Linked DNA regions of Homo sapiens: regions 2, 3, 4 and 5 are each linked to region 1. A link is a loop called in an ENCODE intact Hi-C map of the cell type or tissue named here. Cell type or tissue: dorsolateral prefrontal cortex. All regions are shown on one strand. Links, peaks and the distances in the headings refer to the core of each region. The heading gives the core; the rest is flanking DNA. Region 1 holds the start of LINC01571 (long intergenic non-protein coding RNA 1571). Region 2 overlaps LOC105371259 (a long non-coding RNA gene). Region 3 overlaps LINC02128 (long intergenic non-protein coding RNA 2128). Region 4 has its middle 32 kb from the start of LINC02127. Region 5 has its middle 8.1 kb from the start of HNRNPA1L3.

Region 1 (6,277 bases), core at 469-5,468:
CATTTACATAGGAGTTTTTCAAATGTTAAGCAGGGAGCTTTTGATTTTACATCTGCAGATGCAAAACTGCTAAAATAAATAAGCCCAGTTTCCTTGCTGTGTTTGTTAAACCTCAACAATATGTGAATTCTTAAATGATGTTAGGAATAATTGATTGTGGATGTTTATAACCAGGGTAACTTTTCTTCTCCTGAAGTCCCCACATTTTATTGCTTTTCCTGAGAAAGATTTTCTTCTATTAAACATAGATGTGAATCCATGTGTTTATTTTCCCAGGAGCATTGCAACAGGTCTCCATCTTCATCACCTATAGGGCAGATTTGCTTTTACATTTTTAAAACTCATGTCCTACCTCTCTAGGAGAAACAATCAAACATCTTCTGGAAGATTAAAATTACCCACGGAAAGAAAATAAAATTGAATGATGGAAAGAAAAGAAAAAGAGGCTGTCCAGCAAAGCTGATTTCCATCAGTCAGCTGCGGGAGCTGTAACAATTTGTTTAGCAATATGATTTAACAAGAAGCATTAGCTCCGGGTATGTAGCTGCCGGGTTTTGAGAAGGCTGATGAGATGTGATTATCTCCAAGCAGAAATATCAGGGTGGTTAAAAGATAATTTGAAATGAGGTTAAAAATGAAGCGACACTAAGCTTCTCTCACTTGTGTCAAAACAATCCCATCTTTTCTTTTCTTTTCTTTTTTTCCCCTTTCACTTTGATGACATTTGCTCATATTGGAGGTGGAGACATTTCTCATAGCAAACTGTAATCCTTGACTAATTTTAAATTTAATGTGGCTCTGTTTGAAAGACAGCTCTAAATTTTGATCCAAAATCAACTTCTGGATATTACAGAAAGAATTTGCAGTGTTTGTAATATTTGGTGAGCCTTAAAAGTTGCTATTTTTCACACAACTAAAGTTTCATTTCACTACGTTAACTATATTCACGGTATAAACAGCATATGTTGATATGATAAATGACATTTGGTTAGAAAATGTCTTTGAACTTTAGCTTAAAAAATGAAAACAGGTAAAAAGAAAAAACAGAATCAAATGTTAAAAACCATATGTTAGTAAATGAATATTCTCTTTCAGATTATTTAATGACCTTAAATATAATTACTGCTCCAAATGAGAAAGTTTCAAAGCCTGAGAATATTGCTTACTTTGAAAAAATGTATTTTAGTATTAGATATATGTATTCATCATCTAAGAAAAAGAAATCCACATAGCGATATTTACAAAATAAAGCAGTAACATAGGTGAGGAAAGTTAAATATTATCTCTATGTACATTAAGAGAAACAGGAATTGAGTCGCTTGCTGAAAACTTCTAAAAAGTCCATGACAAGACTTCAGATCTTGTTCTTTTGTGTAAAAGATGCTCGGGCCATTCTGCCAGTTTTAAAAGATTAATGAACATTTAAGAAAAAGAAGCCCAAAGTTACCGTGTACACACACAACAGAACAGCTGTGTACTCACTCTTTAGGGCTGTGACTCACAGTTCAATCTGAGCAAGAAATGCTTGGAAATTCTAAAACGCGACATTCACCTCCATGTGGAAGGAAAGGCCTCAATGTTCCCCTCCATCCCTGCTTAATCAATCAGTTGTGAATCAATTCTGCAGTGACTAATCGCCCCCAAACCCCCTTGCTCCACCATCTCTCCCTAGTATGCGGTGCTAGAGATGTTTACGCTGATACGAGGAGATGACAATTAGTCATATTTATCCGTGCTGGGTCCATTTAATCCCCAGTGTTTTTACTCATGTCAAATCCATTATCCCAAACAAAGCTTCATACATCTTGTCGGAGATGCTCACAGACTTGCCTTGTTTACTTTGAGAAGACAGATTTTATGGCAACATTAAATACATACTGAACCCTAACTAATGGAGCCACTTGGCATGGTGAAGCAATTGCACTGGCAATTCCTATCACCCTTAACCCATTGTTGTTTAACTGGGTTCTGAAAACCCAGGGACTTCTGGCTGTGCCTTGGGTGTTCCGAGCATATCCTAAATTTTCTCCACGATTCTACATTTATGATCATTGCACCTCAGTGTTTCCAGCAATCACATAATGCAACCCCCTTCCCCCCAGTAGCCAGAGACACTTTTTCCCGAATGCCTTGAATCTCCTCCTGGCCGCTCTCATGAGTAATTTTTGAGCCTAATAAAGGAACACCTCCCTCCCCGTTTGTTTATTTAGAAAGACAAAATGTTAGGTGCTCTGTTTACTTACATTTCTCAGCACTTCTTTGTCTTCCAAACCATTTTAGCTCTTAATATGGAAGTTTTATAAGTTATTTTATCAGAAAATGCAGACCTTTGCTAGTTGACATGAACACTTAGGATGAGGCTGAGTGCTTGGAAACCCCTGACTTCACCAGGAAAAAAAAAAAAAAAAAAGTAATATGTGGCATATGTTAACATCTAGGCCTGAAAACACAGCCAGTAAGAGTGGCGCACACTAAAGGAAATCACTACTTAATTCCACAAACATTTGTTTCAGTCCAGGAATGGCACTAGAAACTTTGAGCCGTCTGTCTCCTTCCCTGAGCCGGTCGGGCACACGAGGGTCCATAACGTGCGGCGCAGCGCCATCTGCTGGCAGGCCACTCCTGGCCGCCCCAACAGCCGGCAGCCGCGGATGGCTCTGAAATCCACACGGCTTGGTGCCTCCACCTTCGTCCCCCGGGGCTTCTCGCTGCTGGGGAGTCCTGACTGTACTAAAAAAAGAAAGAGAGAAGGAGATTGTGCCGGAGAGAAAAAACAGTGCTGGAGAAACCGTTTCCAAAGATCTATTTAACATGTAAACGGAGGAAGATTAATATCTCTGGAACAGTCCCCAAACGTCTTGCCAAGGGCACAGGTTTTCAGCTTTAAAGGTGAAGTTGAGTTTATTTGCATCTAAAGCAAACAGTTGTTTCTCCTCCTTTCTTTCTCTCTGTTAAACATCGTATCCTAACCATATCCTCTTTACACTCCGGCTCTGCGTGCTTCTTTATGGAGGGGAGGTCGAGTTAATGGCAGCTGTCTGGGTGTCCAGGTTAATTCATTTCCTGGCGGCGTGGCGGTGGTGGTGAGGGGGATTCTGAAGTGCTTTTGGAGACACTGGGGCTCTGTTTGCCCATCCATTCCAGGAATCAGTGGAGGGACAGCCCCTCTCAAGGGCAGAATCTGAGGATTGTGGAAATGCAATCAACACACTTATGCGTGCGCCCACACTGCTTTGAATGGGATCCCAGACTCCAGGGAACTCATCTCTGATAAATTGCAAAAGACCCAAACTAAATGGACCAAAGAAGCAGTCATTATGCTTAAGGGAGGGACCTCACTGTAACACAGAATAAAGTGTTACCTGCAATTATTTTTTAAGGTTGTGGGGGAAATCTCGGTATCCCAATTCTAACTACCCGGCCTTTTGCTAACTGACTGCAACACTGACTTCCAGCATCTCACATCCTCTTCCTCTCTCTATCTTGCTCTATCTTCCCACTCTTACCCAGTCCCATAACAAACAGGTTGGGGTGGATGCCCTCTATGTCCACATTACTTAGGGAGAAAGGGGAGGCTGGATCCATTCCTGGTTTCCACCTAAGGATGATTTGTTTAGGCCCCTGTTGTGAGGATTCTGTGATCCTTGGTGCCTGGTGGCTCACAACAGGGATTAATTGCAATTGTCTTTGTGTATGGAAGGGACTAGGCTTTTTCTTAGGGCGCTCAGCACAGCACTGCCTGCCACTGAGACGGTTCAGGGCACAGAGCTCTCTAGGCCCACAAAGAGGTCTGGCTCTCAGGACAGCCATGGGAGGGGCCTATGTCATCAGGAAAGGGCGTTGTTTTCTCCAGGGCTGCCTCTCAGCCTAAAGAGACTTTTACTCTAATGCCATGAGCTGTCCTTTTGCAGACTAGCAACCGGCTGGTGAGTGCTTTCAGGGGATTGCTTCTCTCTCTCTCTCTCTCCTTCATACACTTTTAGAAACAAATACAGTCAGAATCATTAATTATAGAATTGGAGGCCTAGGGTTGCCAGATAAATTACAGAATACCCAGTTACATTTGAATTTCAGAAAAAGAATGAATAGTGGTTTGATTTTAGTGTAAGTATGTCCCAGATATTACGTGGGGCATACTTACACTAAAAGATATTCTTTGTTTATCTGACATTCAGATTTAAGTGGATGCCTGTGTGTTGTTTTTGTTTTTTTTTTTTCCTCCCTTCCTTCTCCCTTCCTTCTTTCCTTTCTTCCTTACTTTTTTTTTTCCTTCTCAACCTGGCAACCTATTAGAGACCCTCTAGTAAAAATCTTTAGCCAGGAAACCAAAATTGGCAGAGGCAAAGTAATTTGCCCAGTTACACAGCTGGTTCGAGGCACAGCTAGGGTCAGAAATCAGGTCTAGAAATTTAGTTTTGATTCTCTCGATTAACCACACTGTCTTTGCTTCCCCAGGATAGCCAACTGGGAGCTAACGTACCACATAAGCTCACGTCATAAAACCAGTTCTTCATATAATCATTTCAGAATGATTCACGCGTGCTTCAAAGAACCATAAAGTAAAATACCATTCATCTGGAAATGCCACTAGTTTATAATTTGTGAGGTTTCCTGGCAAAGTGAATCTTTACCTAGAGACCCTTTTCTGGCTGAGGAGTCCCACAGCTTCCTTTTCTATCACCATTGTTCATGATTGTTTTAAGGACTTTGTTCTACCAAGTGATTTCACACTCTTAAGCACACAGTTAGATACAAGCAAAGAGTGTGCCAATTAGCCTCCTCTTCCTATTAAAGCAAAAGTTCTAAAGCCATTTCATCTTATCTGGATAAAAAGATTAATCTTAAAATACTCTAATATGCATTATTTCAAAGACTTACATTGGTTACCTATCTTGAGACTTCAAGATTGGTGGCAAAACTGTTATTCCATATTGTGGCCAACCTCAGGGCAAAAATGTGACCTTATATTTTGGCTATGCTGTGACCAAGTGTCCTTGTTCATGTCTCTTATGACATCTGAGCCTCACTTACATTATTTTTAAAAGGAGGGGTTAGTTCCTTATTAAGTCCTCGAGTCCATTTTGGTTCTAAAACACTAGGTTTCTAAAAATCAGACATGCACTCTGTTAACCTCATCTGTTTTTGAAGTTCCAACTGGAATTCAGCAGCAAAAATTGCATCTAAGTCTTTTGTAAGTATCCACTGTGCCCAGGATGGTGCCACAAGCTGCCTGTGCTCCCCAAAGCAATCTGGCCATCAAAACCAAAGTATAAAACCTCACACCGAGGAAGAAAAGAAAAAGGTGTTAATGAAACTAGCTGTAATGCAAAGAAAGGTCAGCTTCAGCTGCAAGCACTGAAATGAAACCATATAATTGCAAGTGGCAAAAAGGGCTCCAGGTGAGACAGGGACTTTGTTTACACCATGCCCTTCTTTTCTGCCAGTCTTATCATCTGAGTGGCTCTTTCTGGACCAGTGAAATAAGAAGCAACAGGCTGAAGATCTGAACCTTCTAGAATTAGATCCAAGTGCCCCAGCCTAACAACAGATCTCCATGAGCATTTCACAGGCTCATTATTACTGGCGAGGGAAGGTTGCAGTCAGGGGCAACAGAAAGAAGGACTGTTCTTGCAAATGATAGCAAAATCTTGTTTTGCCTGGGAACTCCCTCTTTCCCACTTGGACTTTGTGTTTTTCTAATGAATGTCAAAGAGCAGTACATGAGGCCAGGTGGAGATAGAAGAGTGATGTTTCCCTATTTTCCTTTCTTTTTTTCCTTTCTCTTTTGACTTTATTTTTAGCCTTAAAATTGCTCCTGCAGAGAAACCATTCAACACAGGTGAGACTCAACCCAGAGCCAAGGTGCTGGAGAAGCCGAGGCTGCCTTTGCTGGTGGCTTCAAGCCAGGAGAAGCTTTTGTGTCTGCTGGGTGTGGTGCCCACCAAGGAGACCAGGCTCTGACAGGACTATGCCTCCCAAAGACAAATGGATGAATTTTTTTGAAAATATAAAATCCTCATGTACTCTATTTCATGAATGGAACCAATTCAAGGACCTTGCTCTGAAAAATGCTATTCAAATTGTTTTCATTGAAATATTTTCTTGCGCCTCCACTTCATCTTTGGAGCATCCCAGGGGCTTTCCCTCTCAAGTACATGCTACAGTTTTGCAAGCTCCTTTTCTAGAATGGAGATGTGCTCTCAGGACTCTATTGGCCAAATCTAGACATAACCAAAAACCCAGGGACAGCGTGCTGGGGAGGGTGTTGACTATTCAG
Region 2 (6,277 bases), core at 430-5,429, 220 kb after region 1:
GCCAGCAGCATCTCTGCCGTGGCTGGGACCTGCGTCACTCTGTCCGAGGTGTGCAATGGGTAGGTTCCTGAGGCTCTTGACTAGTGTCACCAAGACCGTGCCTGATACACTTATTTTTGTCCCTGCCCCCTCTCTTGTACAACTTCCCCCTACTTTAATAGAAAACCCTTCACCATTATAACTCTTCTGTTTCTCTCGGCATTCTCAGCGGGAGTGGAGGGATACCTTTACAAGCACAGGCAAATAAATGGTCCTAGGCTTTACTAAATTGATTAAATGAATTGCTTGTCATCCACACACTTCTATAAGGCAAATCATCCAAGCTGATGAGACAGATGAAGGGTTAAGGGGGTCATAAGGACAGGTTGGGTCCTGGGGAGAGGGGTCCTGTGTAAAAAAAATGAGTAAAACAAAAACAAATAGATAACACAGACCCAGTGAAATAAAATACCAAAAGCCAACATTTGCCCAGAACTTTACAGTTGCAGAGCACTTCCACAGACAAAGACTATTCTCACACTTTGCTAGCCCATTTATGGATCATGATTAGCAACTTGACTGTGGTTGCATAGGTTTCAAATCCTGAATTTTTCTTCAGGACAAATTTTGGGAGGCAGCTTTACCTTAAATACATCTATCAAAATTAGATATGCTAAATTTCCAAGATTTTGAAATCAGCCTTTGTTTTCCACTTTTTGGCATTTCTGAAACTGGGATGTACCCTACAATTGATGTGTAAGTTTAATCTGGCAGTGATTCTTTCTTCTTCTTCTTCTTCTTCTTTTTTTTTCCCCTTGGAGGGCTATTATTGGATCAATGGTGTGTGTTACAGTCAGCAGCATCTTAGGATCAAGGAAACAGAGTGTGCACACTTGTGGGAAATATGAGCATGGATGTGTGTACTTGCTTGTCTGGGTATTTCCACTCATTAGCTCCTTTTTACTACTAAATGCACACCAACACAGCCCTAGGGTCCTGGTAGGGCCCATGGTCCAGACTCCACTAGCCAGCCTACAGTCTTCAAGGAAAGCTACAGCCCTACACGATCAGTTTCTATTCTAAAGGGAGAAGCCTCCATAAGCTCCCAGCATCATCAATAAGCCAAGAAAACCCTGCGATTATCATTGTTGCTATATCCCTTGGTGCTCAGAGGATACCCTCAGAAGAGTTCAAACTCTTAGAGGTCCACGTTCCTCTCTGTGCCTTGTCCCTCTCTCTGTCAGCTCAGAGGGACAACCTCTCTGATCTGGCACAGAAACTCTCTCTTATCTGGCACAGAGGGGGACAGAGTCTGAGCCAGCACAGAGAGGGACAAGGACACAGGCCACATGCCTCTGTTCTGGGTTCCTATTGGAGACACCAAGGCCAGGTACTAAACTTATGCAAGAGGGAGCCGTCTTCTGCAAGTGAGGAAAAGGCTTCAGCATTTAAGCAGGATTTCTTTACAAATTCCTTAATTTCACCTTCCTGAATTTTACACTGAATTTTGTCAGTTTATAAATTTGCACTATAGCTCGGCACTGGGAAGAGGAGGGGGGCAGATAATCAAACCTACGGGCGTTTTACACACAGACACTGAAAAATAAAGACCATTAGCAAAAAGTATAATTAAATTAAAATGCCAACTTGCCAAGGAAGCTCAGTAAATGGGAAATATATCAAACTGTGATAATACAAATGGGCTATTTCTCAAGATGTGAGAATGTCAATGGAATAAACTCTGATAATTTGCTGACTTTTTATGCTGAAGGTAGAGTAATACCTTAAAAATAAATGACCACAATAACACACACACACACACACACACACACACACACAAAACCGTGCAGTATGTGCACAACTGTTTAACCATGCTAATATCACAAGCCTAGGAGCCCCCAGGGCTGGAAGATCTAGAAAAATCACTTAAAGCCCAATTTCTCCTTTTGGGTGAGTTGGCCAGACTCCAAATCCCAGCAGAAATTTTTTATTAGTCACTGGATCTACTTTCTTAGGTCCACTCAGCCTAATTTATTTTGAATGCGTGTTTGCCAGTTAAGTTTAACATATCCAGTTAACGATAGCTGAATATTCTCTAAAAACAATCTTATAATGAAGCTACGGTTCTTTGTAGAATATTGAAAATTACTTTTGGCATGCAAGTTCGTTTCCTTAATTCCTCTTTTAGTGTGCAAATAACCTTTGAAAACCTGCTTCTAGGTGTTTATGTGTCAGGACAGTATCAAAAATTATTCAATTGCCAAGTCACATGTCAACACTTCTACTACAAAGCCTCTGAGAACCCTGATTCTCACTACTCTGCTGCCCTCTAGTGGAAACCTGACAAATCCTCGCCTTCATTTCAATTTATTTATTTCAATGGAAGCATCGAATGGAAAACTCTTTGCATCACACCTTGATGGTAAGAGGCACTTTAGAAGTAGCAAACTTTAAATGACCTGAAAACTGGAGACTCAATTGAAATCCCTTGGAAGAACATTTAACGGAGGTGAGGCTGTCAAATATTTTCTAGTTATTTATCTAAGAATCACCTGCAGCTACAGCCATGCCTTGGAAAAAAAAGACGGGGGGCAACCCCTATGTTCATGTGATGGGCTCAATAGACTGTCTGCTCACGGGATGTTTGGGAATGGCTCAGTCTCTCAATTCTAGAATCACAGTGCACAGGCCAGAGTGTCAGGGGGAGAAGGGACATTTAAAGTTCAGTCATCCTACTGCTGGATGATTTCAAGCAACATAACTGAAATATTCAAATTCTTAGTTGAATTAAAGAAAAATCACTACATATATAACAGTACAGCAGGTATGCAGTTATCACAATGACGTGCAATTGATGAGTCATTTCATTTCCTTCCGTCATCTGATGAGAAGACAGACGCCCAAAGAGGGGAAGGGACTTGCCTAGCACCCACAACTAATAGGTGGCATAGCTGTCACCAGAACCCGTGTCCTGTGATTCATAGTTCAGGTATTTCCCTGTTACAACATTACAACAGGTGCCTTCAAAATTTATTTTTTACTTCTATGTTCGCAGCATGTGTGAAACACATTTTCATAATGTTGCAATGGACATTAACAAGTAACCTGACAAATAAGAACTGAATTATGGAACCTTATGGAACAATTACTTTTAGGAATAAATTAGAGTGGATTCCAGTTTATTCCCATAACTGCATCACTCTTGGAATCCATGAGTGGTTTGCAAGTGGTGCAAATACAGCCACGAGGAACTGTTCATGTGAGAAATAGAAATTTCGATTCATAAATACTGATGTGTGAGAAATGTAACTTTCTTTAAAAACTCAGTTTCTATTTAGACTCCCATCTCACTGAGTGATGGAAGCTTACTTTCAGTTGATTCAGTGTTGGTCTGTCTTCCCACTTTATCTGGATTTGAGTAGAGGGACCAATGTAGTAGGAAAGCACCAGAGAGACAGGTGCAGCCCTAGTCCCCAGTGTCATCATTTCTTCAAGGTGGCACCCGTGAGATTTCCTCATCCCTGTCAGGCGCTCCGTCAACAGTCTTGAGGCCTGCCAACCCCATCAGCTCCTGAATTAAACCCAGCATGCCCCCAGTGCCTAGGAAACTTCCACTGCTTCCCCACCATGAGCTGCCCTGTTGACCCAGGCATGGCACGTGGTTGTGTACACCCTGGAAGTTTTGTCCCCACCCCCAGTCTCTACTTGAGAAGAAGCATGATATTTTTGCTCTTGGATCTCCTCACTGATGTGAGGTTTCCATTGCCAGCACACCCACCATACACCCCACCCACCTAAAAACTGCATTTATGTGGCAAAAGGCAAGGCCATTCCTCAAAGACCCACCAGCATCAAACACACCTCATTCATTAATTCGGTCAATATTTGTTGAGCTTCTTCCCTTTGCACTGAAGATAACCCCATGAGTAGACTGACCAGGTACCAGCCCCAAAGGGGCTCACAACTTAGTGATGAGCATACCATTAAACAAGCAAAATGTACACACAATGACCTCAAGAAAGAGTGGGAAGAAAGTGATGAGGGGTGGTGAGGAAGGATCTGACTTCAAGCTGAGTGGGTGAGAAAAAGCCTTTCCAAGGAAGGGACATTTGAGCAGAGGTTTGCATAAACGTCCAAGCAGGTTCATTTCTAGTCTTGGAGCATGGAATCTCTCCTGGAACTTATCTATTCTTACAAAGAGGAAAAGCAAAAACATTTTATTATTGTGTGTTAGCCTTCTTGTGATCCATGAAAGTGGAGTTCTTAGCAGATAGAGTACACAGGGTCTCACAGAAAGTACAGAGAAAAATACCAGCTCATATTTCAAAATATTATTTCAGGACACATCCACTCTGGGCAGGCTTTGGGAGGGACATCCCTCGTGACAAATTATCTGCCATGTGTGATGAGGAGGCGAAAATAAGGCTGATAAATTGTGTAAAACAGCGTGGAGTTTCCTCAAAAAACTAAAAAGAGAACTGCCCTATAGTCCAGCCATCCCACTTCTGGGTTTAGATCCAAAAGAACTGAAATCAGTGTATCAAAGAGATATCTACACTTTCATGTTTATTGCAGAACTATTCACGATAGCCAAGATATGGAATCAACTTAAGTGCCCATCAACAGATGAATGAATGAAGAAAATGTGGCATATGCACTGTTGAATGTTATGCAGCCATAAAAAGAATGAAATCCTGTCATTCTCAGCAATATGGATGAGGCTGGAGGGCATTATGGTAAGTAAAATAAACCAGGCACAGAAAGACAAACACTGCCTGTTCTCACCCATATGTGGGAGCTAAAAAAGTTGATCTCATAGAAGCAGAGAGTAGAATAGTGGTCACAGGAGCATGGGGAAAGGAGGCGGGGAGACAGTAGATGTTGGTTAACTGATAAAAAATGACAGCAAGGCAGGAGGAATAAGTTATAATGTTCTATAGCATTGTAGGATGACTATAGTTAACAATTTACTTTATGTTTTCCAGTAGCCAGAAGGAAGGATTTTGAAGGTACTGAACAGAAAAAAATAATAAATGTTTCAGGTGAGAAATACACTAATTACCCTGATTTGAATACTACACATTGTTTACATGTGTTGAAATACTATTCTGTATCCCATAAATATGTACAATTACTACATGTCAACTAAAAATTAAAAAAATAAGGCTGATAGGATCACTATTTAGTCAGACCCCTGGTGGCTCAAGCCTTCCTTGAGGTTTATTTTTTGCCTCTGGAGAGTAGAGACCTCAGTCACTGTTGCACCCTCATGCCCATGCCCACCCAGTCCTCTGGCATGGTGGCATGGCCACAGTAGGCACCCATCCGAGAGGCCAACCTGAAGGAATGGATCATACCACACTCACGCAAGCAAGAGTCTGAGTAAGGCACCTCTAACTCAGGATAGAACTCCTGACTCCAATCAGGAATAGCCTCCAGAAAAGAAAAGTGCTTTTATGGGGACCTCCGCCCATTTGTTAGTCATTTATCCACATGAATCCTTAGGCCAGGAGTCCAAAATGCACATACTTTTGGAGGCTTAGACAGGTGACATAAATAAGAGAAGTGGGATGGCTGAGGGATGATTCTTCACTTTCCCAAAGAAATATCTTCTTTGCCATTTTCTTTGACTTGTTCTTCGCTCTTGTTGGTTCATTATTCTGTATGTTATAGGGACAAGGGAAAAAGAAAAATTTATATTCCTCTTTACTATTGGGCCATGAAAGAATTACAAATGACAACTAATTCTATGCCTCGATGGCAGAAAACCACCAGGGTGAAGAGAAGACCCTGGTGAACTGAACAGCATAGGTCTCATCTAAATAAGGAGGAGCTAGAGCTAATCATCCCCTCATGGGAATATGGACTCAGTGTTGCCTGCTGTTTTTTTCAAAAGAAGCTGGAACCTAACTATTCTTGTGAAATAGCCTAATATATTTACATGCACAATTCATACATACTCTTTTAAAACCCTGTGCAGGAAACAGGGGATACATTTTTGGTCCAGATTCAGGGTATGAATCAGCAATTTAGATCCTGAATTTTCATCATATTGTTCAGCTCTTGGGGTATCAACCAGATGTAGTAGCAGAAGTCTTGGCCTGTGAATCCAGAGGCTGGGGTGGGCATTCTCCTCTGTAAAAATGTGGACAACTTGTACTCCTCCCTGATCATCTCCTTAACTTCTCCAAACAAGGAGAGATTAGATGACCAAATTTATTTTTATATGCACATCTAGAGTGTAAACAGCTATCATAAATAGACTTTAAAATGCATGTGGCTTAAAAAATAAACAAAT
Region 3 (6,277 bases), core at 509-5,508, 900 kb before region 1:
GTCATGCGAGTCCAGGGAGGCTGAAAACCAAGGATGTGGCTGCAGCAACCCCATAGATGTGCACAGCTCTCATCAGCCTGCTCATTTTAGAGAGAAGAAAATAGACACAGAGAGGTCGAGTGACTTGTTAAAGGACACACAGCTAGGAAGTGGCAGAAGCGGGGTTAGAATCTGGGTCTTTTGACTTTAAACTCTGTTAACACAAAGCCTCAGGCTGTCAGAGGGAAAGGGCCCTCACTCAAGCTTCTCATTAGGCAGATTAGAAAATCTGAGGCCCAGATGGAATAGAGGCTGGGTCACTGTCCCCCCAGTGGTGATTTATGGGATGCATGGCAGAGGTGCAAATGTGTACACACACACACATAGGCACACACACAGACAAACCCTCCTATCCGAGTTCTCAGGGAGTCAGTAAAACCATTCAGGGTGATGGGAATGGGTGAATTGGAGGCACAGTCAGGAGCATAAACAAAAGCTCCTTAATAAAATATTAAACAAAGGCCAGACCCCTTCTCCACCCATCCCCACCCATGCCTGCTCCCCAGAGGCCTCTACATTAACTTCCAGTCTTGTCTCCACACCAGTGCCCCATATCTCTAAATAATGCATGTCTGCCACTATTTCCTGATTCATCAGTTTTGGACATTATCTATTGACTTTCCAAGATGATGGATGAGAATTTTGCTCCCACTCATACCCCCTCCACTCCACCACATTCTCCCATTATTAATTTTTGGTGCTTCTAGTTGGAGGCACTAGACCTTTCTAGTGGAGGACTAACTTGGAGGACTAGACCCGCGCCTTTGTTTCTGGGTCATGCAATGCTAGAAGCATCTCCTGAAGCTTTCAAAGCTCTTCTTGGTAAGATGAGGCTCTCCAGGCCCTTGCCCTCCCTGCAGTTCTACAAGCCCCCTCTCCTGGTGGCCAATCACATCCTGCAGGGACCAGACAGTCACGAGTGTCATAGGACCCTGGGCCTTGGGTCTCTGAGCTCATGTTCCATCACTCCACTCAGTCTTTTCTCTCGTGTTCTGTCTCCCATCCCAGGCTCTGCCACAGGCCCCTGCAAGGAGAGGGAGTATCAGCCTGGTCAGAAATCCTGTGGCTTTCCTGGGGACATTCTGCTTCTTGGGGTCTTATGGCCCAAGGATTTCTAATGTTGCCTCCCCACTCCTTCTGCATCATCACTTTGAAATAGAAATGAAGGTCTCCAGTGGGCTTGCTCTTCTTTTGAAATTATCTGGCTTCATTATGTCATTAGAAAAAGAGAGAACCAAAACACCCCAAAGACTGACAGGCAGTTTGACAAGTGTCAGCAGTCAAAGTCTGAATCCGTCCTCTGAGTTTGCAATCACTTAGCTCCCCCCCCTTTACCTTTAAAATAAGAACAATGGGGTCTTTTGTGGGGTTTGTTGCTTCTGCTGGGCCCTTCTGAGTCACTGCATATTTTTATGCGTTCAGTAATATAGTGTGAGTCATTCTCCAGCTTGGGGGTATTTTGGGACTTGTGGTGTTTTACTTACAATTGCAGAAAAAAATCAAATATTACAGAGGTGATAAAAAATACAGCAAATTCATATGACCCAGCTCAGTGTGCATAAAATTCCAGGACGGGAAAGAGAGCCACGGCATGAGGTCATTGCCAAGGGTTCTTTGGGGAATGTGGTTAAGGTACAACCCATTTTTTTTGCTGAAGTCAAATAAGGGGGTGATTTTAACATTCCTAAGAAATCTTCTTAGGCCAAAGGTTGAAGGTGCCAGTCTTCATCCCATTCGCAAGAGTCCAAAGAGGGGAGGAAGTTCCTCCCTCAACGAGAGCTGTTTATTCCAGATTTTCTAGTTTCTAGACTGGGGTGTTGGCTGTGGGAAGGGGGTTGGATGGAAGCAGGGATGGAGAGGATGGTGCTGAAGCTGTTTCCCCAAATGCGCCATGGCTTCAGCTCATCCGGCTCTGACAGAGCCCCCATCTCAAGAAGCTGGGGGTGACAGTGGCTGAGTCAGGCTGGTGAAAGGGCTGAGGCGGGTGCATTTGCCTTGAGAAACTTTAGGGAGAGATGAAGGAATGCTGAGTGTCCCCAAGGGGATTCTGTCATAATGGAGAAACCGAGTCACAGTTGAGCAGCTCCTTACAGGTGATGTGTCATGGAACCAGGCACTAAAGCAGGGATGAATATCACTTTTCCCCCACCAGAATGTCCCCCTTACTGCTCTGTTCCCTCTATTATACCACACACCTTGGACGAGCCACTTCCCTACTGTGGGCATTGGTTTCCCCATCTGTAACAGTGAACTAGATGATTGACAAGGCTGACCCAGCTGGATGCTCTGCTTTTCTGACATGATCTAGGCTGCTGAGACTAGAACCCTTGTTCCTCCGGGAGCCCAAGTGTGCAGGGCACCGAGGCAGGTCCTAGGGAGTGAGGTGTGGCCCAGGTATTGGGGTTGCAGCATTAATTGCATTCTGAGCACATGTCTACCTCTCAGAGCTGCGGGGCCTGTCTCTTTCTATTAGTTTAACAAGCCCTGGTATTAATGAGATTGCTCTATAATTGAACCTTTTCACGGGTCCCTCGGTAATGAAATTATGCTAATTTGCATTCAGCACCACCAGGCATCCATCACGCGGGACCAGCCGGGAGCGGCCGGTGAGGCGGCGTGAATGCGCCGCTAATTATCACCGAAATGAACAAACCCAGCAGTATTATTATTTCATCTTCTGCCCCATCCCTTCCTCACTACCCGCCTCCCCCACCCCATCTATATTTTTGTCTTTTCATTCACATGACTGCCGGGGCAGGGGTGGGAGAGGGTGGGAGAGGGTGCCGGGGAGGATGCCGCCTCTCCACTGTGTGGCAGCATGGACCAGGGAACAGCACAGGCCCAGGACTGCCCGCGGGCTCCGTGGGTGCAGGCGTGGGGCATGTGTGCACGTGTGTGCAAGAACCCATGCTGCTTCTCAGCCCGTGTGCAGCGTGTGCTGGTGTCTGGGTGTGCAAACCAACTGCATTTATTCGTGAGGCTGGGTATGTCAGAGTGTGAACCTAACCTTGGGTGTATGTCTGTGCTGTTGCGATGCAGGCATGCTTCTGTCTGGGCAGGTCTGTCTGCTTGTGTGGGAGTGTGTGTGTGTCCTTGTGAAAGCGGTGTGTGTGTCACTGTCCTGGCTGGGGGTCACAGTGTGTGTCTCTGCTGAGGGCCTGAGTGCGTGTGTGTGTGTGTTTTTGCCAGTGTGCATATCTGTTTTAGTGGGAATCTCAGCAAATATCTGTGCTTGTGTCATTGTGTGTGAGTGTGCGGTATAGACGTTAGTACATTTGTGCATGGGGCCTGGCACATCAGTGTGTGTTATAAGGTGTGTGTTTGGGATGACTGGTGTGGTGTCTGTGTTGGTGTGAGTAGGTTCTCAGTGTGTGTCTCTATGTGCCTATGTCAGTGTTTAGATGGTGTGAATATGTGTGTGAGCATCTGGCCTTGTGTTTGGGAACATCCACTTACCTGGCCTCGGAATGGTGTCTGGGAAACCCAATGGCCTGGGAATGGTGGCTCACTGAAATGGCTACACCCATAATGGCTCTTGGTGAAGGGACAGGGCCACCATGACAAGGGGGCAACTACAGTGCCCTCCTTCCCATTCGCTGAGCCCCAAGGAATCCTCCTGGTCTCTCAGGTGAACAAAGAATAGTTCAGATTGATTTTCTGGCCAGGCCTGCTGGATGGAGGCTTGGAGGAGAAATTTTATTTGATTCAGAGAAAATATTTTGATATTCCTTTTTAACCTGAGTATGTGCAGTAAGATTCACTCTGGCTTCGTTGGGTAAACATTTCTTGGGTGCCCCTCTGTGCCAGGCCTGCTGGGTGCTTGGGGCCAATGGACTGGGAGGGAAAGAGGCCACTGAAATCCTCTCCGGTGTCTATTAGGGCAGAGGCGAAGCTCCTAATAAGAACGTGTCCTGGTTCTGCTAGCAACCAGGTATTGACTTTGGGCGAGACTCTCTCCCTTCTCAGAGACTCAGTTTTCCTGGCTATAAAATGGGAGTTGGAGACACATTGGCTAAGATGAATTCTAAGATCCCTTCTAGCAATGGAATGCCATGGCTCTGAGAGTTGTACTTGGGGAGCTGCTTTTACTGTGTGGTGAATAAAAGTCTGGACTTTGGAGACAGTCAGCTCTGAGCTTGAGCAAGTTAATTAATTTTTCTGATTCTCCATTTCCTTTCCACAAAACATTTATAATAATATATGTTATTATATGTTTGTGTTGTGGCTAAATCAATAATGTGCTGGTAAATGTATAACAACCAGCTTGATAAAAAAGTTGCATGTATATATGTAAGTTAATTATAAAACTTACTGATACAAAGGAATGTAATACAGAATTTACAAATAATAAAGTATACAGTTCTTTTTATGATAAATTCCATATGGCCAGTTGATTCTCCAAGAATTCTTTTGTTGATTTTTGTCAAACTCTCCTATTCATAGACAACCTACAGTTGCAATTGACAAATGAGTATAGTTCTGACATGAATATTTGTTGGTATTTTTGTTTTTTTTTTTAAATGAGGAAGATATAAGTGAAACAACTAAAATATCTATCAAAAATTTAATTTTTTGTCATCAGCATAAGAGACTTCTTGTTGAATTGATGATTAATATCATTTTCTTTCTTTTCTTTTTTTTTGTTTTTCCAGAGACACAGCCTTGCTCTGTTGCCCAAGCTGGGGTACAGTGGTATGATCATAGCTCACTGCCACCTTGAACTCCTGAGATCAAGCGATCCTCCTGCCTCGGCTTCCAACTAGCTAGAACTACACACTTGTCACCCCATATGGCTAATTTTTAATTTTTTTTTTAAGAGCCGGGGTCTTGTTATGTTGCCCAGGCTGGTCTTGAGCTCCTGGTCTCAAGTGATTCTCCTGCTTCAGCCTCCCAAAGTGCTGGGATTATAGGTGTGAACCACTGCTCCTAGCTTTCATCAGTTTCTTGAAGTCCAGATCATCCATAAAACAATAAATCAAGCCCTGCTTTGTGGTGTTTGCTGATTTCCACGGTGTAAAGACTTCTACTATGGCCAGTTTAAAACAACATGATGTCACTAACCCTGAAGTGGGGAAGAGATGCACAGGAGCACACAAGCACATACTATTTTCACTATAAAGTTACAATAGATATAAATAACCCCAAGAGCACGGATCATAGGAGAATAATTAGAAAGTGATGATTTTTAAGAATTACTAACTTTTGTTTTTAATATAATTTATTTGATTGTAAATTTATATGATTTGATTTTTAATGGTAGATGTATTTAACAACCCACTGACACTTTTTTTTTTTTGGAAAATTGAACTATTGACCTTTGCAAGCTGGTATGAACGACCTCCAGCATAGACACTGAATGGGATAAAATAATGCAAGACCTAATACATTTTAGTTACTCAAAATAATTTAGCTATTATTGTTAGTAGTAGTAGTAGTGATAGTGATACTACATAAGTAGTATTTTAACACTACTTCTTACCCACTAAGAGATATCTGCCCTGTAACATGTTGATTTAGTCACAAATTGTGACTAATTTTCTTCATTTGTGAAATGGAGTTCACAATCCTGTCTCTATTTCCTAGAAGTCTCAGTGAAATGTATGGAAACACTTTGGGAATGCTATGTGTCTGGAAACTGGGTAGGGCCAGGTAAAGCCACAGAGACAGCAGCAAGTATAGGCAGCTTATACTTGTGATGTGTGTGTGTATGTGTGTACAAATACTTTTAAGATATTGAGATAAAATGTCAAACACTGGAGTGCACACATCTGAAGTCTACAATTTGGGCTTTGACAAGTGTGTGACTGATAACATTTCCATCACTGTAGGGGGTTCCCTAATGCCCTTTTCCAGTTCAGTCCTTCCACTCCCACCATAGGCTATGAATGTTCTTATTTTTGTCAACATAGATCCATTTTGTCTGTTTTTGAACTTAATATACAATCATCCATCATTTAACAACGGAGAATTGCTCTGAGCAATACATTGGTAGGTGATTTTGTTATTGCGTGAACATTACAGAGTGTACTTACACAAACCTGTATGGTATAGCCTACTACATACACACCTAGGCTATCTGGTATAGCCTATTGCTTCTAGGTTACAAACATGTAGTGCACGTATACTGTACTGAATGCCACAGGCAATTGTAACATAGTGGTATTTGTGCATCCAAACATAGCTAAATATAGGAAAGGTACAGTGAAAATATGAAATAATCTTACGAAACCATCATCAT
Region 4 (6,277 bases), core at 483-5,482, 710 kb before region 1:
GGTCTCTACTAAAAATACAAAACAGTTAGCTAGGTGTAGTGGCAGGAGCCTGTAATCCTAGCTACTCGGGAGGCTGAGGCAGGAGAATCACTTGAACCTGGGAGGTGGAGGTGGCAGTGAGCCAAGATCACACCATTGCACTCCAGCCTGGGCGACAAGAGCGAGACTCTGTCTCAAAAAATAAGAAGAAGAAGGAGAAGGAGAAGGAGAAGGAGAAGGAGAAGGAGAAGGAGAAGGAGAAGAAGAAAGAAGAAGAAGAAGAAGAAGAAGAAGAAGAAGAAGAAGAAGAAGAAGAAGAAGAAGAAGAAGCAGAAGCAGCAGCAGCAGCTGGGCACAGTGGCTCATGCCTGTAATCCCAGTACTTTGGGAGGCTGAGGTGGGCAGATCACAAGGTCAGGAGTTCGAGCCTGGCCAATATAGTGAAACCCAGTCTCTGCTAAAAATACAAAAATTAGCCAGGTGTGGTGGCGCACGCCTGTAATCCCAGCTATTTGGGAGGCTGAGGCAGGGGAATTGCTTGAAGCTGGGAGGCGGAGGTTGCAGTAAGCCGAGATTGTGCCACTGCATTCCAGCCTGGGTGACAGAGTGAGACTCCATCTCAAAAAAAAAATGAAAAAAAAAAAAAAAAGAAAAGAAAAGGAAAAAAAGAAAAGAGGAAAGAAAAGAAAAAGAAAAAATAGAAAAGCCCTAAAATGGGTATATCTTTTGGGGTGCAGAGGCTTGGGGAGAGAACCTCCTTTTAGGCAATCTCTGCCCCTCTCTGCTCCCTCTGGCCCTCTTTTGAGTGGCTTCTCCCATCACACCCCAGCCTAGGCAGGGCCCAAGATGGCCTCTTTCTCTAATAACCAGCTGGCCCTTTTTATTTGCTAGCCTTTCTGCTTCAAGCCCTATGGTTCTCTGCTTAATTCCCTCTTGGTTTTCAGTATCTCCTAATTCAAGTTCCTAGGAGAGCGGGGAACCTGCCCAGCTCAGCACATCAGTGATGGCCACTCTCCAGCCAGGTGCCCAACCTGAGGGTGTCACTGGTCACTGAGGGGGCTGAGGGAGGCTGGAGACTGGGTGAGGTTGCCTACGTTGGCTTCTGAGAAGGAGGAGATTACTATAAAATGCTACACGCAGGCTATTTTGTTCTGTTTGCTGTATTTTTCTAACCATGTGATCCTTTTCTCTGAAATAGGCTATCGTCTACTGACCACGAGTTGGTCTTTCTCATGCCACAAACTTCTTAAGGTGGTGACCAAGCTTCAGACATTATCACCACTCGCCCCAAGGACCCTGCTCTTCACTCTCTGAAGAGCTCTACCTCCCTGACATCCCCCTTTTTGTTGCTTAAAAATGGTGAATCACTTTGCTTTTCCACCTCTGGCCTCTGAGGAATGAGACGCCCCAGCTCCCACCATTGTCCCGCTCAGCAAGGCTCTTCTTCCTGCATGGCCCTGCCTAGAGCTAGAACCAGGATTACTAGAGAAGCCTTCGGCCCACCTCCCCTCTGCTCTGATCCTCACCTCTCTCTGTCTGGAGAACTGTTGCATGTGACCAATTGGCCCAAACCCAACCCTCCGGACATAAGAACAACCAGACATCCAGTGTCCAGCTGCTGACTTTCTAGCCTCATCACTGGGAGAAAACATGTTCTTGTTTGCCATCATTGAATTCCAACTTATCTGCTGTGATGACTTTGTAAAGGGTCAGTTTAGCCAGGCTGAACTGCATTTCCCACAATGCCCTTCCCTGTAGATTTCAGGTGAGGGTAGGCCAGAAAGGAGCATCTTGTGGGAGACATGGAGGTCAGAGGGGAGGTAGCAGCCCTTTTTGTGGCTCCCACATGCCTTCATGGATCTGCTGACTCACCTCGTATCTGCTGACTCACCTCGTTGGTGTGAGGCTACAGCTGAGCCTGCAAGGCCCCACCTCCCCCTGGTTCCTCCTCCAGCCTCTTGGACTTTGATGAAGGGTCCTCTCTCCTGTAGGACACCCACAGCACCGAGATCAGAGACAACAGGAGTTGACAGGGGTTTCAGTCTGTCCTCCTGGGCTCCAGCTCACACCGTGCATCTGGCTTCCTCCTGCTCCTCCCACTTTACTTCCATCTTCCCTTCCCAATTGCTGCCTTGTGGACTTCAAGTCCCAGCATCAGGCATGAGGAGCAGGGCCTGACAGAGCCCACCTGACCAGCTCTCTTGTGTGTAAGGTCACACTGATGTAACACACATATGTCGTGGTGGGTTCTGCTTCCCTGATTAAACTCGACTAATGTATCTGCCAGCGTCTATATCCTCCTGCACATGACCCAGGGGCTGGACTCTACTAAAATTCTCCAGTTTCCCTTCATTCCATCAACTGGGTGGGTCTGCTTTAAATTTAGAGGAATTTTAACTTCAGCAAAATGGCTTCTTTCAAAGCCGTTGATAAATTTACTACCTAAAACTATCAGCTCAACTTGTCTATGGAAATGCAGAAAAGGAGAAAAAAAATCTGCTATGAGCTGACAGTATGGGAGAAGCATTACAACTTTGCAACGTATTTAGAAAATGTGCATGCACCAATAAGTGTATCACTTCTGACACAATACTAAAAGTAAGTGGCTGCCCCAGGTGGCGATGAATCATAATATCTTATGTGTGCTTTCACGCAAAGGCCTCGCAGCCCAGCAGAGAGAAAAGCAGGGCAAGGAATTGCCTCCTTATTTTACAGCTGAGGAAACTGAGGCTTAGAGAGACTCGGTGATGTGCCCAAGCTTCCCTAGCTTGTAAGTCAGAGGCTGCAAGCTCAGAGGCTTGAGAAGTCAACAGATGCCTCCGTTCTGTTTGATTTGACACACACTATTTTTTGCCTGTTTTTGCTTTTTGTCTGCTTCCAATATTTAAAAATCAGCAAAACTGATCCCCATTCCCCCAACCCTCCCCCTGGCAAAAAAAAATCATGTTTGTTATTTGGCAGCACAAATATTGGAAGTGAGTAGAGACTGCCCCCTTTAGATAGAATAGGGGATCCCCAGTCTCTATGGTCTAATCCCCCTCTTTCATGGATTCTAAAAATATTGCCTACTGGCTCCTGTTTCCATCTGTGACTGAGCTCCTTTAAAATCCCTAGACTTGAGACTCAAAGCCAGATTCCTCTGCTCCCATTCTGTGGCTCTTCCAGTGGGTCATGACATAGTCTTGAAGACATCAAACATAAATGTTTTCAGTCATTTGACAAATATTTACTGAGCACCCTTTATGTGTAGCTTGAAGGAAGAAGTGAAGAATAAGCCAGATGTGTACATAAATTAACAAAATAGGTACTTGAGTGCATGTGCATGCCTGTGTACATGTGTGCATGAACACATAGGAACAGTCTTATCGGGTGGAGTGAGCAGCAACTGAGAAAACATGCATGAGCTAGCGATAAGCTGCAGAATGCCATGTGTGACAGGCATGTGTCCATCTACATATTTCTGAAAGTTGATTGCATTTTCTGTTCACTCCTCTTTGAAAGGATAGCTCATGTCTGTTATTGGGAAAATAACTGCTTCAATTCAAGTCTTAGCTGCCTGGATTCTTGCTCTCCAGCAGCAACGAGGCATTGAAGCAAACCACTCAGGCTCCAGGAATGATTAACTCTGAGGACAACAGCCAGGCAGTAGGCTGGCTAGGAGGTGGGACCAACTCTCCTGGTTTTCCCAGGACTGAAGTGAGACTTCCAGTATTAAAACTTGGAATGTCCAAAGGAAACTAGAACAAGTTGGTCACCCTACCTGGAAAGCGCCTCTTGACAAAGGAGAGACCGAGATCAGAGGCTGGAAGGTGAAATGGGAACCGAAAAGTTCTGCTGTTTGTTTCGAAGTTTTTTAATGGGGCAAAAGGAACAAATCTGATGATCTCCCTCATCCACAGCATCACTGTCATGAAAGAGCCCTGTCAGCCATCCGTGAGTCCCCACCCTACCATTAACTGGCTGGGTGGCCTGGAGTAAGACTTCTCCTTCCTTTGCCTCCCTTTGTCTCAGCTTTCCCCTCTGTAAAGGGGGGACTTTGGATTTGGAGAGCACAGAGCTCCCCTCCAACTGTAACGATCTGGTGCAAACCACACAATGTTAAACCTACTTTTAGGGCAATTTTGCTTTGTTCATAACCACATGTTACTTACCTCACAGTGTCCTAACAGCTAATATTTACTATGTATTTCACCCATGCTGGGCATGCTATTTTAGGTATTTTAAATGCATCGACTTATTCAGTCCTCACAACAATCCCAATTTATGGATGAGGAAACTGAGGCATGGGAAGGTAAAATAGCTTGTCCAGAGCTACAGAGCTGGTGAGTGATGAAGCTGGGATTTAGATCCAAGTCAGTCCAGCTGTCTGTCTGCGCTCTTAGCCACCTCTGTTAAAGTCAGTCTCCTTTGTCTGTTTGGGACTTTGTAAGCTCATAGTTGAAGAACTGACACACAGCATGTTGTAGTACAATGTAGTGATGAAGGGTTCAGGCTCTGGAGTCAAAGACCTGAATTTATATGGGGTCTGCTACTTTCTATCTGGGAATATCACTAAACTTAACTCTCTCATCTGTAAAATTAGACTAATAATTGTCCCAGCTCATAAGGTCAGTGAGAGATTGCTTGCAAGACACTTAGCACATCCCTCCTCATTGTACACCCAACAAGAATGTATCCATGTGTCTACTGAAGAGCATGTGCTGGAATGTTCATGCTTATAGGAGTACCATTTGTAACAGCACAAAACTGGAATGTGCCTACGTGCCCATCAACAGTGAACAGATAAATAGCCTGTGGTCCATTCACACAATGGGATCCTATCCAGCCATGAGGGTGAAAGAAATGCAACCATACCCAGCCACCTGGTTGAAGTTTGCAAGCTTTATGCTGAATGAAAGAAGCCAAGTGTGGAGGAGAACATCCTGTGTGATTCCATTGATACCAAGCTCAAAACTAATCTGAGCTGTTAGAAGTCAGGAGAGCGGTTCCTCTGAAGGGTTGAAGTAGTAACTGGAAAGAGGCAAGTGTGGCTTGGTGGGTGCTTTGATGATCTGTTTCTGTTTCATTACAAGAAACAAAGTTTGCATGGGTGTGCTCATCTTGTGAAAATTCACTGAGCTGCACCCTAATGATGTGTGTTTTTTTGTTTTGTTTTGTTTTGTTTTTTTGAGATAGTCTGACCCTGTCACCCAGGCTGGAGTGCAGTAGCATGATCACAGCTCACTGCAGCCTCAAACTCCTGTGCTCAAATGATTCTCCACATCATCCTCCAGAGTAGTTGAAACTACAGGCATGCTCCACTATGCCTGGCTAATTTTTGTATTTTTTGTAGAGGTGGGGTTTTGCCATGTTGCCCAGGCTGGTCTTGAACCCTTGAGTTCAAGCAATCCACCCATCTTGGCCTCCCACAGTGCTGGGATTACAGGCATGAGCCACTGCTCCTGGCTTGATATGTGTTCTTGATATGATATGTGGAGTATGTTATACTCCAATAAAAACTGTTTAAGCAGATGCCCAATAACAAATGACTAAGAATTCTGATGGAGTAGGAACTTGCTGTGGAAAGGGGATGGTCTTTGGGACTGGCTAGTCCAGGGCCCTGCCCCATTCTGTTTCTTCCTGGCTGTGTGATCTTGAACAAGTTGCTTAACTTCTCTGAGCTTCCACTTTATCATCCGTAAGAATACTATACACTTCATAAGGGTGCTCTGAGGACAAAATAATAAAGCACATACAAAGGCAGCATAATATCTGGAACAGTAGGTACATAATATTTGCTTGATGCATGACTGAGTAAACTTTAAAAGTCACTTGGCTTCTCTCTGAGTGGCTGAGCCTCCTAAATCAATAGATAAACAAATGGGTAAATAAGTAAAATTCCCCTTTTCACTCAGATGTGGATGATGCTGACCACTGGGAGGTCAGGATGTGGCTCTCATGGGTCTTGGGGTTCAATCTCATTGGAAGCCTGGGGTTCTCTCTAAGAATGTATTTCCTGATGGACACAGTGCCTCATGCCTGTAATCCCAGCACTTTGGGAAGCCAAGGTAGGCAGATTACTTGAGGTCAGAAGTTTGAGACTAGCCCGGCCAACATGGCAAAACCCTATCTCCACTAAAAATACAAAAATTAGCTGAGTGTGGTGGCCCATGCCTGTAATCCCAGCTACTCAAGAGGCTGAGGCAGGAGAATCGCTTTAACCAGGAGGCGGAGGTTGCAGTGAACCGAGATCATGCCACTGCACTCCAGCCTAGGTGACAGAGCTAGACTCCATCTCCCACCCCCACCCAAAAAAAAT
Region 5 (6,277 bases), core at 832-5,831, 120 kb before region 1:
TAATTATGAGCATCTCTTTGCATAAAACTGAAAATATTGAAAATGTTGACTTTGGGGAGGTACCCTTGGATCAAAACTCCTGAAGAAGTCAATAATCTATTATGATTTTCATTTTGCATAAGCAGTGCTATTATTTCAAAAGGTCTCAAAAATCAATATGGCATTCAGTATATCTGTGTAATAATGACATCCTAATTAAAAATCCCAATCTGAGTAGTACAAAGGATGATGTTTAATCTCTAATCAATGAGCACCAAGTCCAGAAGTTATAGATGCAATAACCCTTTTTAATGAACTTCACTACTTTTCTCAGATTTGACCTGTTTTTCTCTTTGCAGTTTTGGAAGCCTTTTCTGTCTGAGAACATATCTGAGGAAGTGAAGACAATTTGGTGGAACAAGCACATAAATTAAAGCCAGTAACATCAAAGAAAAATACTGTCAGAGTTATGCAGGTTTCTTTTTAATTGGAATTTATAATTGCTCCTAATTATAGGACATACTTTAAATGTTACTTTGAGAGGCTGAGGGAGGGGGTGGAGCCCTGTCCACTCTAGCCTCATGAGCTATAACCTTGACATTTTAATTAGATATTATTTTGAAATATGTAAAAGGGATTTACATACTCGGTGAAACATATCATTGACTGTGCAATTTGCCCAAGAAGACAAAATGATACACAGTTTTAAAAATAATCAACTTCTCAAAGGAATGGTAGAAATTCTTAAGAGGGGTGAAAGCAACAAAATATGTCAGCATTGTGTACACGTTCAGGTTTTCTAGTTTCCTCTGAGCAAAATTTCTTCTTCTTCATAGCAAGCCTGTGTCGGTGGCAGTGTGCAAACAAAGGGAAGTGCGTCCAGTTGATTTATGGGCCACACACACCCATCCTGTAGATAAAAAGGGAGGTCAGAAGAGAGTCGGGAATCTTCTCTTTGAAGACAATTTCTGGTGCCATATTACTTGACTACAGGAGGATGATTAAAACAAACCCTTAAGTCTCTTTCTCATGAGATGCCTTGCTTTTTTATGCTTCAATAAATTAACAATTTGGGACAAAAGTAATAGGAGAGATGGGACAAGACCATCTTTCAAACTTTGCCATCATAAGTTAACTAGGGGTCTAACGACATGGAATTTATTGCGGATATCCAGCAGTTGGGGAAACATACTTATAGAATTTATGGAATTCTTCCAGGAAGGAAGAGATGGAATGGAGAGCCTCATTGTTCTCCACCCAAATTAAACATTATTGTAATCTTTCAGAATATTGGGCTCTATTCCAAACCCAAAAATAGGGAGGAAGTAGAAGTGTCCTAAATTAACTTTTGAAGAGGTTGAAACAGAAGGCTGGTGGTGAAAGGAGAGCTTTGCCATACATGAGGCTCTGGGTGCCAGACCCTACCCTGCCATCCTGGGCATTGTACTTGGAGACTTTGTAGGAACAAAGATACCTACTTTGAGTGTTGGTTCTCTGGCAGAATTTGGAAGGAATGCCCTGATTGTTGGGCTCCACTGTCCATTGAAGGACTTACCACCAGGGTCAGGATCTGAACTGGAGGATGTGGTGGCCATTGGAATGCACAGCTTGCCCAGAGCCCCTCATCTCAGGCCCAGCAGGCACCCTGGGCTTCAGCCATGGCTGCACCAGAGAGGGGAAATGTTTTCCATCCCGTGTCATGTCTAGGGCCCCAGTGAGGGGCACTCGCATCATTGCCTCCTCCATCCCCAAGGGGATTCCCCTTAACTATGTCATAGCATAGAGAGAGGTCAGGACTAGGATTTTTTTTTTTTTTTTTTTTTTTTTTTTTTTTTTTTAAGGCAGAGTCTCGCTGTTGCCCAGGTTGGAGTGCAGTGGCGCGATCTCAGCTCACTGCAGGCTCCGCCCCCTGGGGTTCACGCCATTCTCCTGCCTCAGCCTCCCGAGTAGTAGCTGGGACTACAGGCGCCCGCCATCTCGCCCGGCTAATTTTTTGTATTTTTAGTAGAGACGGCGTTTCACCGTGTTAGCCAGCATGGTCTCGATCTCCTGACCTCGTGATCCGCCCGCCTCGGCCTCCCAAAGTGCTGGGATTACAGGCGTGAGCCACCGCGCCCAGCCAGGACTAGGAAATTCTTATGGTGTTCATGGGCGGGGTGATGCCAGGGAAGAGAAGAGTAAGTGGGAAATGGGATGGAGTTGCTTCAAGGAGATGCGACCACATTCCTTTGACTCCACCTAAGCGAAGCAGATCAACCCCATTCATATAAAATCCTGAACCTGAAACTCTGAGTAGTTGGAGTGCTGGTGGAGTGGGAGCAGACTGAAGACTGCCTTTCAGGACACCACCTTATTCTCTACACTGGTTTGCCACTCACGACCCTTTGACAGGGAGGCATTACCTTGTTAGAGGAAGACAGATGCAAGGAGACTCTCCCGGACTGTTGGCCGCTGACCCTTGGCATGACAGTAACCAGAATGCTTTCCCACTTCCTGCCTTCAACTGTTCTTGCTATGCCACCCCACCCTCTGCCGCAGGACACTCACTCATCACCACCGGGAGCTGCCGATGGATTGCTCCATGCCCTCCAGCACTGGGTACTCATTCTTTGTCACACACTGCTTCCTGGACTTGCCCTATAAAGCAAGATAATGCTCCTGCGGAGAGGAGAAAGAGCTCAAAGTGATTGTTGTAAGGGAATGCAGAGGAAGCCTCCTATTGACTCCTCCATTCTCATGTTTATGGACCACCTTCCGGTCTCACATACGGCCATTTCTTTCCATTGAGGACAGAGACACTGGGAAAACACTCCTGGAGAAACTGCAGAGTAGGGGCACATCTCATAAAAATCTACCTTGTGTCCAGGATGAGACTGTATTTCCTCCACGCGCCTCAACCTAATTTCCTGTGGATTTCAGATCATCTTTTATTTCCAATTATGCTGCTGTTCACATTATCGATTTGGAGGATACAAATGTTGAATGACAAGAGAGGGAGAAGAAGGAGGGGGGAGGAGAATTCCATTTTGCCTGAAGGATAAGATACTCGAAATGCCACCCGCACAGCCTCTCTGAAGCGTTCATCAACGTGGCAGAGGCTGGCTCAATTATCTTTGTGTCAGATGATTATCTGAGAGCTTAATTTAATCTCCATTATCCTCCCCCGTCATATTTCAATTAAATCTGCTATCAGAGTGTTAACACATCTTTGAACCTGCTATTTCTTCAGTTAATTTTCCACTAAGAGGTGCTGGAGAGTAACAGATGTCATAATTATGCAATTATTAAGTGTATTTGACACTCGTTCTCTCAGGATTTTGTGGTTAGGGTAGGAGGGTTGGAAAATTAATCTGATGACAATATGCTTCCGTTGTGATCCGTAACACCACTGCAGGCTGGGGGACTGTCCTCCCGCTGTTTCCGAGGCTGCCGCCAAGGAAGATAAAGGATTAACTGATTGTGCGTCAGATTCGTTTCACTTTTGTATGTCTGGTAAATTGGATGAGTTCATTAGGCTGAGCAGAACACCAGAGGCATTTTTTTAAAAAATAAAAAAAAACCTTCTTCAAGACCTCAAGAAGTACAACAAGTACATCTCAGGGAATATGGTAAAGTTATCAACTATAGAGTTAAGGGCAGTTAATCTTGACTTTAAAATCTTGGGTTTTAGTTGGGAAATGAATGCCAAAGAATTGCATGACCTTGGTTAAGTCACATCCTCTCTCTGAGCTTTGGATCTATGAGGAATGAGCAGGCTTGATTCCATAGTCTACTACCTCTCCCAGCTCTACCACCCCCTGGAAATTGTTACAAGCTGTCTATTCCCTCTCCTCCCTCAATATAATCTATACCTATAGCTATTTAAATCCTCAAATTTGTTAAATTCGAAGCCTGAAAAGATGTCTCTATCTTTTGGTCTATAGTACATATTCATTAAGACCAAAAGCTCATCAGGTCTTCAAAGCCTGGTTTTGACATTTACTAGCTGTGTGACCTTAGACAAATTGCTTACCCCCTCTGAGCTTCAGTTTCCTCCTCTATAAAATGACAGTTATGATGAAATCTATTTCCTAGGATTGTTGAGATGATGAGCTAAAATTGTATTAGTCATAGTCCATTTCTATGTGTCTGTCTGGCTCATGTTCACAAAAGGAGTTGGAAATATATAAGGGAAGTTGAAGTGAGGAATGGATATGCAGACTGCATGATTGTAGATATCCTTGGAAATTTCTTTCTGACATCACATAAGGGCTTCCATAGTACTAAAGAACATGGTTGTGTCCTTGCAGGCTTGAGAGGTCATGCGGATGACAGCTTTGTCCTTAAGCACAGAGGGAGGGGACCTTCTCATGCATACTACCTGCTGCTGGGACAGTGGGGCTAGGAACCCAGTTCTCCCTTCTCCTGGTCCAGGGACTTTTCCTCACTGTACTTGGCCTCTTAATCCATGTGAATCAGTTTACGTGAACTCTGAGTCACCAGTCTGCCAAATCATTCTCAGACCTTTTTCTGCTCTTCATCAAACCTAGAAATTTTCTACCCTATTACTCTTCCAGTGCTACCCATGTGGGGTGAAAGGTAGATAATAGCCACCTACAAGCCAATGGACATGCCTATAGGCATTGCCTGGAACTCTTCTTTTAAGGGAAATATTATTTGGAAGCCAAATAGATAAAAATAGGTCAAAATAAAAATGCTCTGATGAAATCAGGATTATGATATTGGTAGCTCAGTGTACATACTTACACCACTCTGTCTCTGCAGGTTTCTGAGGAAACTTTGGATCTTGTAGAGGACATTTGGAAAACAATCATTCCATGTCATAATTTTTGCCTGTGGAGAATTGCATTGTATGGATGTAGAAAATCCATTTGACTAATCTCTTTTTGTCGGGCACCTAGGTTGTTTTTGATTTTTCATAAAAGGAGCTGCAAGAAACTGGATACTCCATTTATGAAAAACTCCCTTTCACGGGGGCAGGATCCTAGACAGATTTCCTGTCTGAAAGGCGTCACTTTCTTTCTCTCAGGGAGGATATTGAGATTGGCCAGAAGGACCTTAGTGTGGATCCCTGTGTTTCTCAGAGCCATGAAATTAAGTAAAATATATTACCATTCTCTGGCATTTAGGTGTTTGGAGACAGTAGCTCAAGTCAAAGAGGGACTTTATTGTATCTACAGTGGTGGATTCCAAGGATGAAAGCTTCAGGTATTGCTGGATCAAGGGGTTAAATGATATCAACAGGTTTGCTCATGTGCCTCCTGCTCACATACTGGAGGGAGCAGCCAGGATTCTTTCATACATCCAGGGAGGGGAGTTACCAACAGCCAGGTTTGGTAACTCTTACAAAAAGATAATTTTGTTTAGTTTTTAACCTAATACCTTTCCATCAATCTAATCTCATAGTCCCCACCTGCTGGATACTTTTTATTTTCCCCTGAAGATTCAGTCTCCACCTTTCCCATCCTTTTATGAATGGCTTCAGCAGGATCCTTTCACCTCTGGCTTTTGATTGGACTTGGCCAATGGAAAGCTATCTTCTTTTGCTCGTGCTACCTTGACAAAGTACCACAAACCAAGTGGCTTAAAACAACAGAAACTTACTGTCTTATAGTTCTGGAGGCCAGATGTCCAAGATCAAGGTATCAGCAAGATCATGCTCCCTTTGAAACCTGCAGAGAAGTCCCTCCTCTCCTCTTCCAGCTTTTGGTGTTTCTAGCAATCCTTGGCTTGTAGATGCCTCACTTCAGTCTCTGCCTCTGTGGTCACATGGCTGTCCTCTCCCTATGCTTCTGTCTCTGCATCTCTCCTCTTTTCATAAGCACATTCATATTGGATGAAGGGCCTGCTTTACTCCAGCATGACTTTTCTTAACTAATTACATCTGCAGCAACCCTATTTCCACATGAGGGCGCATTCTGAGGTCCTGGGGCTTAGAACTTCAGTTTAAGGGCCACATTCCAACGCCTAACAAAGACATTCACAGCAGATAGAGGGGGAAATGAGGGAGAGATGGGGTATCTATTTCCCCTTGGCTGGAGAAGTGTACATTCCCCTCTTCCTCCACTGAGGGCCACACTTGCCGTCAAAGGGCTCCCTCGCACAGCTTCTAGGATTCTGTTGACTTCTTGTCTTTGCCCTCTCAGAGTTAGGGGTGATGGCACCTCCCTGATTTGCTAGCCTTATTACTTCAATTTGTTGATTTCCCATCATTCAACTTTCTTCAGTTGTCCTGCTTGAATATACCCTCTCCCACATGGCAGAAGGGAGCGCCAAATGCAGGTGATAGGGGACTGTG

What was found. Peaks named below come from ENCODE experiments on the same cell type or tissue, not always from the same donor. Only the 100,000 strongest peaks of a DNase experiment are listed, where the experiment ranks them.
Region 2: a loop joins it to region 1, with 8 times the contacts of the local background. A loop is called at or near these places in 11 of 110 quality-filtered maps.
Region 3: it touches region 1 in a loop (9-fold over the local background); 3 of 110 quality-filtered maps call a loop at or near these places.
Region 4: a loop joins it to region 1, with 2.3 times the contacts of the local background. A loop is called at or near these places in 2 of 110 quality-filtered maps.
Region 5: it touches region 1 in a loop (2.0-fold over the local background); 3 of 110 quality-filtered maps call a loop at or near these places.

Annotation. Positions count from the first base shown.
Region 1 is chr16:51,759,687-51,765,963 of GRCh38, forward strand. LINC01571 (long intergenic non-protein coding RNA 1571) reads left to right here and starts at 2,833. Exons shown (of 3, transcript NR_110916.1): 1 at 2,833-2,889. It overlaps LOC105371257 (a long non-coding RNA gene), which reads right to left. Exons shown (of 4, transcript XR_001752182.1): 3 at 2,244-2,730. In dorsolateral prefrontal cortex, for the core only: CTCF peaks have their summits at 2,601 (motif pointing left) and 2,803; a DNase peak (open chromatin) is centred at 2,605; H3K4me3 peaks cover 706 bases.
Region 2 is chr16:51,980,613-51,986,889 of GRCh38, forward strand. LOC105371259 (a long non-coding RNA gene) reads right to left here. Exons shown (of 3, transcript XR_933563.3): 3 at 4,787-5,639. Among named protein-coding and RNA genes, the nearest start is that of LINC02911, 94 kb to the right of the region's middle. In dorsolateral prefrontal cortex, for the core only: CTCF peaks have their summits at 2,309 (motif pointing left) and 2,508; a DNase peak (open chromatin) is centred at 2,312; H3K27ac peaks cover 494 bases.
Region 3 is chr16:50,860,709-50,866,985 of GRCh38, forward strand. All of the region lies in intron 1 of LINC02128 (long intergenic non-protein coding RNA 2128), which reads left to right. Among named protein-coding and RNA genes, the nearest start is that of LINC02128, 24 kb to the left of the region's middle. In dorsolateral prefrontal cortex, for the core only: a CTCF peak has its summit at 2,841; a DNase peak (open chromatin) is centred at 2,873; H3K4me3 peaks cover 884 bases; H3K27ac peaks cover 3,077 bases.
Region 4 is chr16:51,046,904-51,053,180 of GRCh38, forward strand. No RefSeq gene overlaps it. Among named protein-coding and RNA genes, the nearest start is that of LINC02127, 32 kb to the left of the region's middle. In dorsolateral prefrontal cortex, for the core only: a CTCF peak has its summit at 2,919; no DNase peak of the experiment used is centred there; H3K27me3 peaks cover 918 bases.
Region 5 is chr16:51,634,509-51,640,785 of GRCh38, forward strand. No RefSeq gene overlaps it. Among named protein-coding and RNA genes, the nearest start is that of HNRNPA1L3, 8.1 kb to the right of the region's middle. RefSeq lists enhancers at 2,126-2,715, 2,716-3,305, 2,762-3,620 and a silencer at 2,430-2,724. In dorsolateral prefrontal cortex, for the core only: a CTCF peak has its summit at 3,235; no DNase peak of the experiment used is centred there; H3K4me3 peaks cover 895 bases; H3K27me3 peaks cover 3,162 bases.